Regions from separate parts of the Homo sapiens genome. Here region 2 is linked to region 1. A link is an interaction called in ENCODE POLR2A ChIA-PET data of the cell type or tissue named here. Cell type or tissue: A673. All regions are shown on one strand. Each heading gives the region's core, and the rest is flanking DNA. Links, peaks and the distances in the headings are about the cores only. Region 1 holds the start of DCDC2B (doublecortin domain containing 2B). Region 2 overlaps KHDRBS1 (KH RNA binding domain containing, signal transduction associated 1).

Evidence for each region. ChIA-PET counts read pairs that join two places held together with the same protein. Peaks named below come from ENCODE experiments on the same cell type or tissue, not always from the same donor. Only the 100,000 strongest peaks of a DNase experiment are listed, where the experiment ranks them.
Region 2: POLR2A ChIA-PET joins it to region 1 with 10 read pairs; 5 of 35 experiments call an interaction of 5 or more read pairs at or near these places.

Annotation. Positions count from the first base shown.
Region 1 is chr1:32,207,733-32,210,643 of GRCh38, reverse strand. IQCC (IQ motif containing C) reads right to left here. Exons shown (of 5, transcript NM_018134.3): 5 at 1,962-2,911. The coding sequence ends at 2,562. It overlaps DCDC2B (doublecortin domain containing 2B), which reads right to left and starts at 1,555. Exons shown (of 9, transcript NM_001099434.2): 1 at 1,285-1,555. The coding sequence starts at 1,550. In A673, for the core only: no CTCF peak of the experiment used is centred there; a DNase peak (open chromatin) is centred at 1,583.
Region 2 is chr1:32,019,525-32,022,435 of GRCh38, reverse strand. All of the region lies in intron 1 of KHDRBS1 (KH RNA binding domain containing, signal transduction associated 1), which reads right to left. Among named protein-coding and RNA genes, the nearest start is that of KHDRBS1, 7.1 kb to the right of the region's middle. In A673, for the core only: no CTCF peak of the experiment used is centred there; no DNase peak of the experiment used is centred there.

The sequences.
Region 1 (2,911 bases), core at 344-2,843:
GGTCGTTTTATCTCCATTTTGTATGAGATTCCAAGAAATTAAGTGACTTGCCCAAAGTCACACAAGGAATGAAGCCTAGATTCTAAGTCTACCTAGCTTCCCTCCTCTGGCCTTTTTTTTCTTTTTTTCTCTTTTTTTTTCTTTTTGAGACAGAGTCTCACTCTGTCCCCCAGGCTGGAGTGCAGTTGTGCGATCTCAGCTCACTGCAACCTCCGCCTCACGGGTTCAAGCGATTCTTCTGCCTCAGCCTCCTGAGTAGCTGTGATTATAGGCACGTGCTACCAGGCCTGGCTGATTTTTTTTTTTTTTTTTTTTTTTAGATGGAGTTTCACTCTTATTGCCCAGGCTGGAGTGCAGTGGCACGATCTCGGCTCACTGCAACCTCTGCCTCCAGGTTCAAGCGATTCTCCTGCCTCAGCCACCCGAGCAGCTGGGATTACAGACATGCGCCACTACGCTCAGCTAATGTTGTAGTTTTAGTAGAGATGGGGTTTCTCCATGTTGGTCAGGCTGGTCTTGAGCTCCTGACCTCAGGTGATCTGCCCGCCTTGGCCTTCCAAAGTGCCGGGATTACAGGTGTGAGCCATCGTGCCTGGCCAATTTTTGTATTTTTAGTAGAGACAGAGTTTCGCCATGTTGGCCAGGCTGGTCTCGAACACCTGACCTCAGGTGATCCACCCGCCTTGGCCTCCCAAAGTGTTAGGATTACAGGCGTGAACCACCGTGCCCAGCCACTTACTCCCTCTTGATCCTTACATTATAGTAAGCAACCTCAGCTGAGAGCTAAGAGTAGGACCTGGAAGCCAGACATGAGTCAGAGACTCAGGTACTCAAATTCTTCTCCCACCCTGGGAGACAGTCTCCTCCTGCAACAGAGGATGGCCCTAGCCTAACGGGAGAGTCTGGGATGCCTATGCACAGTGGGGAGGAATGGATGGGTGGATTTAGAGTGTTCAGTGATAGGGGGTCCAAGCAAGAAGAGCTTTTGGAAAAAGGGGCTCACCCTGTGGGAGAGTGGTCTTCCCACAGGCTGATCTTGGCTGTGATGGGCATAAACATTAGTAACACACAGAATTCTATTTGAATTTCAGTTCAACTATTTGTTATGTACTTTTAGGCAGGTTTTCTGTCTGTTTTCCCTTTCTAATGGAGGCAAAACCACCCCCCCTACATAGAGTTCAGTAAGTACCAGTAACATGCTGGTACATACATGGTAGGTACTGAATACACGCTCTTGCCGTTACCTCCCTTGCTAGGCTGTTTGACCAGCCCCAGCCCACTCACTGGAGCTTGTGGAATCGTTCAAATCCAGCGGCCACATACTGCCCTCTGTTCTTCAAGTCTGCCAGGTTGGTGACAGGGTGGCCATGACAAGGTGTGTAGAGGGCACGCACAGCCAGTGGGGCCTGCACAGCTGATGTCACCTCGCAGAGGAAGGCCTCCATGGTGGGGAAGCGGCGTTGAGTCACCACCAGCTGGGAGCCTGGGAAGAATGGGTCCCCATTCCGGTACACCACTACCCTCTTGGCTGCTGGACTGCCACCTGCCATAGTGTATCCTCAGTCAGAGAAACAGACCTGTTGCCAGGCAACCAAGGAAGGGCTGGGAACATTGCCAATCAGAGGTGGAGTCCTGCCCTCTCACCCAGGAAGGCAGAGGGAGACTGTGGCAGGAGCATTTATCTGCATTCAGGGTTTTATCCCATCTGCCCTGGGGAGATCACACTTAAACATAGGTGTTACCCTACTCTCCAGAGCCTCCTTGCCACTCTAAAGCACAAGGCTGAGCTCAATTGGGGATCAGCTTTGGGAGCTGTTCCCTAAGGAGGATGGCTAGATCTTTTCCTGGGCCATGGCTCCCAGCTGGCTCCGGGGTCAATGCCCCATGCCAGTAGGAAGTGAACGGCAGGGCCCAGAATCTGTCCTGGCCAGAAGCAGAAATGAAAGCAGCCAGACTCAGAATCTAAGAAAAACCTTTATTCCCAACAGACCTCTCATTCTACTTCCCCCAGGTAACTCCTTAGCCACACATTTGTTTTTTGAGACCGTGTCTCGCTCTGTAGCCCAGGCTGGAGTGCAGTGGCATCATCTTGGCCTACTGCAATCTCCATCTCCTGGGTTCAAGCGATTCTCCTGTCTCAGCCTCCCGAGTAACTGGGACTACAGGCATGCACCACCACGCCTGGCTAATTTTTATATTTTTAGTTGAGATGGGGTTTCATTTCACCATGTTGGTCAGGCTGGTCTCAAACTTCTGACCTCAGGTGATCCACTCACCTTGGCCTCCCAAAGTGCTGGGATTACAGGTGTGAGCCACTGCACCCGGCCCCTTATCCACAAATTTGGATTGAGCTACAGGCAGAGGATTGAAAATGTGTCCTTCCTCCTTCCCTATACTCATGCCAGCTCTCTGCTCCAGCTTCTCTTGGCCCCACTAGTCACCAATGGCCAGGGGCAGGAGCAGAAGCCAGAGCTGGTCAGGGAGGTAGGATGAGGTCTTGTCTCACTGCCCTTTCATAGCATTCCCCTTTGGAACCTGATCCTCTCCTGGCTTCCTAGGGTCTAGCCAGGTGGTTCTGTTTTCCATGGCCTGCCCCTCCACTGTTCCTCTCCTGTACAGCCTGCCTTTGTAGAAGACAGAATCTCAGGTGACTTTGATCTCCATGGTATAGTCCTCTGCTTTTTCTGTCCTTCATGACTAGGCTCATTGGAGGTTCCATCTCTGGAGCTTCTATCAGTGGGGGCCTGGCCTTTGGGTGGTTTAGTCCTCCAGAGATCGAGGACACTATGCTCTGGCCCCCCCAAGGTACCATCCCAGATGATGTGGTCCTCTGAGAGGCCCAACTCTTGTGTCCTGACTGTTCGGCAGTCAGGCTCTTTGTGGTCTAGTTTTCTGGGAGACATCTCCTTAA
Region 2 (2,911 bases), core at 120-2,619, 190 kb after region 1:
ACAGCACTCCTCCTTTGCCTGTTGTTAACAATCTCTGGACTCCTTCCATTGCTGAGTGTCTGTAATTCTTAGTACAGTACAATGCTTGATACACAACAGGCATCTATAATCATTAACCGAATTAAAAGAAATGTACCGGCTGGGGCGCGGTGGCTCACACCTGTAATCCCAGCACTTTGGGAGGCCAAGGTGGGCAGGAGATCGAGACTATCCTGGCCAACATGGTGAAACCCTGTTTCTACTATGGTGAAACCCTGTCTCTACTAAAGATTTAAAGATTTACTCTAGCTAAATCTAAAAACTGGTTGGGCGTGGTGGCGCGCTCCTGTAGTCTCAGCTACTCAGGAGGCTGAGAGAGGAGAATCGCTTGAACCCGGGAGGTGGAGGTTGTAGTGAGCCGAGATCATGCCACTGCACTCCAGTCTCCAGCCTGGGTGACAGAGCAAGACTCCATCTCCTTAAAAAAAAAAAAAAAAGAAATGTGCCGCTGGGTGTGGTGCCTCACGCCTATAATCCCAGCACTTTGGGAGGCTGAGGCAGGCAGATAACCTGAGGTCAGAAGTTCAAGACCAGCCTGGCCAACACAGTGAAACCTTGTCTCTACTAAAAATACAAAACTTAGCCAGGCGTGGTGCCGCCTGCCTGTCAAAAATTAGCCAGGTGTGGTGTCATGCGCCTGTAATCCCAGTTACTTGAGAGGCTGAGGCACAAGAATCGCTTGAACCCGGGAAGCAGAGGTTGCAGTGAGCCAAGATTGCGTTACTGCACTCCAGCCTGAGTGACATAGTGAGAACCTGTTTCAAAAAAAAACAAATACAAAAAAGTATGGTTAACACCCTCAACTTCCCTTAAACAACTCACATGACTTTATCATCCCCAAATTTATAATTCTCAACTTTTCTGTTGGTATCATCTTTTGGAATCAGAAGTCCCATAAGCTTACTATTGCAAAACAACTTCATTTGTTTTATTTATCAAATTACTTATTGTTTCAAGCAAGAGCACAAAGCCAATAGGTTCTTTATTTTTTTTGGAATCATGGGTCCCTCTGAGAATTTGATGGAAGCTACTGATTAGCAACCCAGAAAAAAATATAAACTCATAATATATTATATACAATATTGGCTATGGGTATAGAAAGGCTGGGTATTGGTTAAAAAAAAATCCCCCAAAGGCCTGTTACAAGCCCTTTCATATGGGCTCAATTTTTACATTCCAGGACAGTAGAAAACTCTGTCATATTGACTATGGTCTCCCAAATCTTTTCCTTAGTGCACAATTTAGAGCTTTGCAACTTTGAAAATTTTTTTTTTTAATTTTAAGGCAATTTTAGATTTATATGCAGTTCTAAGAAATAACAGAGATCCTGTATACTTTAGTTTTCCCCATAACATTTTGCATATCTGTATCACAATCAGAAAATTAACATTAAAATAAGAAAATTTGTTGTACAGGTTTCATGGAAAAAAAATTAACAATTGACTTTATTAGGATTTCACCACCTTTACATGTACTTGTTTGCTTAGTTCTATGCAATTTAATCAGACTCATGTGACCACCACCTCAGTCAAGATACAGAACAGTTCCATCATGAGGATCCTTACCCTTTGATAGCCAGTCACCGTTTTCCCTCATCTCTCACCACTGGCAACCACTAATATAGTCTTCATCTCCACTATTCTGTTTCTTCAAGAATGTTATATTAATGAAATCATATAGTATGTAACCTTTTGAGATTGGCTTTCTTCACTCAGCTTAATTCTCTTGTGATCAAGCAAGTTGCTGCATTTATTAACAGTTCCTTTTTTTTTTTTTTTTTATTGCACAGTACTGTTCCACTGTATGGGTGTGCCAGTTTATTGGAGGCATTTGGTTTGTTTCCAGTTTTTGGCTACTATGAATAAAGCTGCTGTGAACATTCATGTACAGGTTTTGTGTTGAGTTTTAATTTCCCTGAAATAAATACCCAAGAATGCAACTGTTGAACGATACGGTAAGCACGTTTTTTTTTTGAGACAGGATCTCACTGTTGCCCAAGCTGGAGTGCAGTGGCACGATCTCAGCTCAAGGCAGCCTCGACCTCCTGGGTTCAAGCGATTCTTCCACCTCAGCCTAAGACCAATCTCCTGGGTTCAAGTGATCCTTCTGCTTCAGGCTCCCGGGTAGTTGGGACTATGGGTGTGTGCCGCCATTCTCAGCTAATTTTTAAATTTTCTGTAGAGACAAGCTCTCACTAGGGCTCAAGCAATCCTCTCACCTTGGCCTCCCAAAGTCCTGGGATTACAGGCATGAGCCACCATGCCCAGCCAATAAGCACATTTAGTTTTGTAAAAAACAAAAAACAAACAAACAAACAAAACCTGCATTGGGCTGGGCATGGTGGCTCACACCTGTAACACAGGCACTTTGGGAGGCTGAAGAGGGAGGATCATGGTCAGGAATTTGAGACCAGCCTGGCCAACACGGTGAAACCCCATCTCTACTAAAAATACAAAAATCAGCCGGGCATGGTGGTGGGCGCCTGTAATCCCACCTACTCGGGAGGCTGAGGCAGGAGAACTGCTTGAAACCGAAAGGTAGAGGTAGCAGTCAGCCAAGATCGCGCCACTGCACTCCAGCGTGAGCGACAGAGCGAGACTCAATCTCAAAACAAACAAACAAACAAAAAAACAAAACCTGCAATATCACAGATAAATGTATACTTAATGATATTCTGCTTTATCTTACTAGGCTTTGTTTTATAGAAATAGTATTATACTGTATGTAGTCTTATGGGATGTACTTTCTTCATATAACATTAGATTTTGGAGATTTCTCCATGTTGTTGCCTGCAGCTATAGTTCATCCATTTTCACTGCTGTACAAATATTTTCTTTTTCTTTCTTTCTTTCTTTTTGTTTTTTTTTGAGAT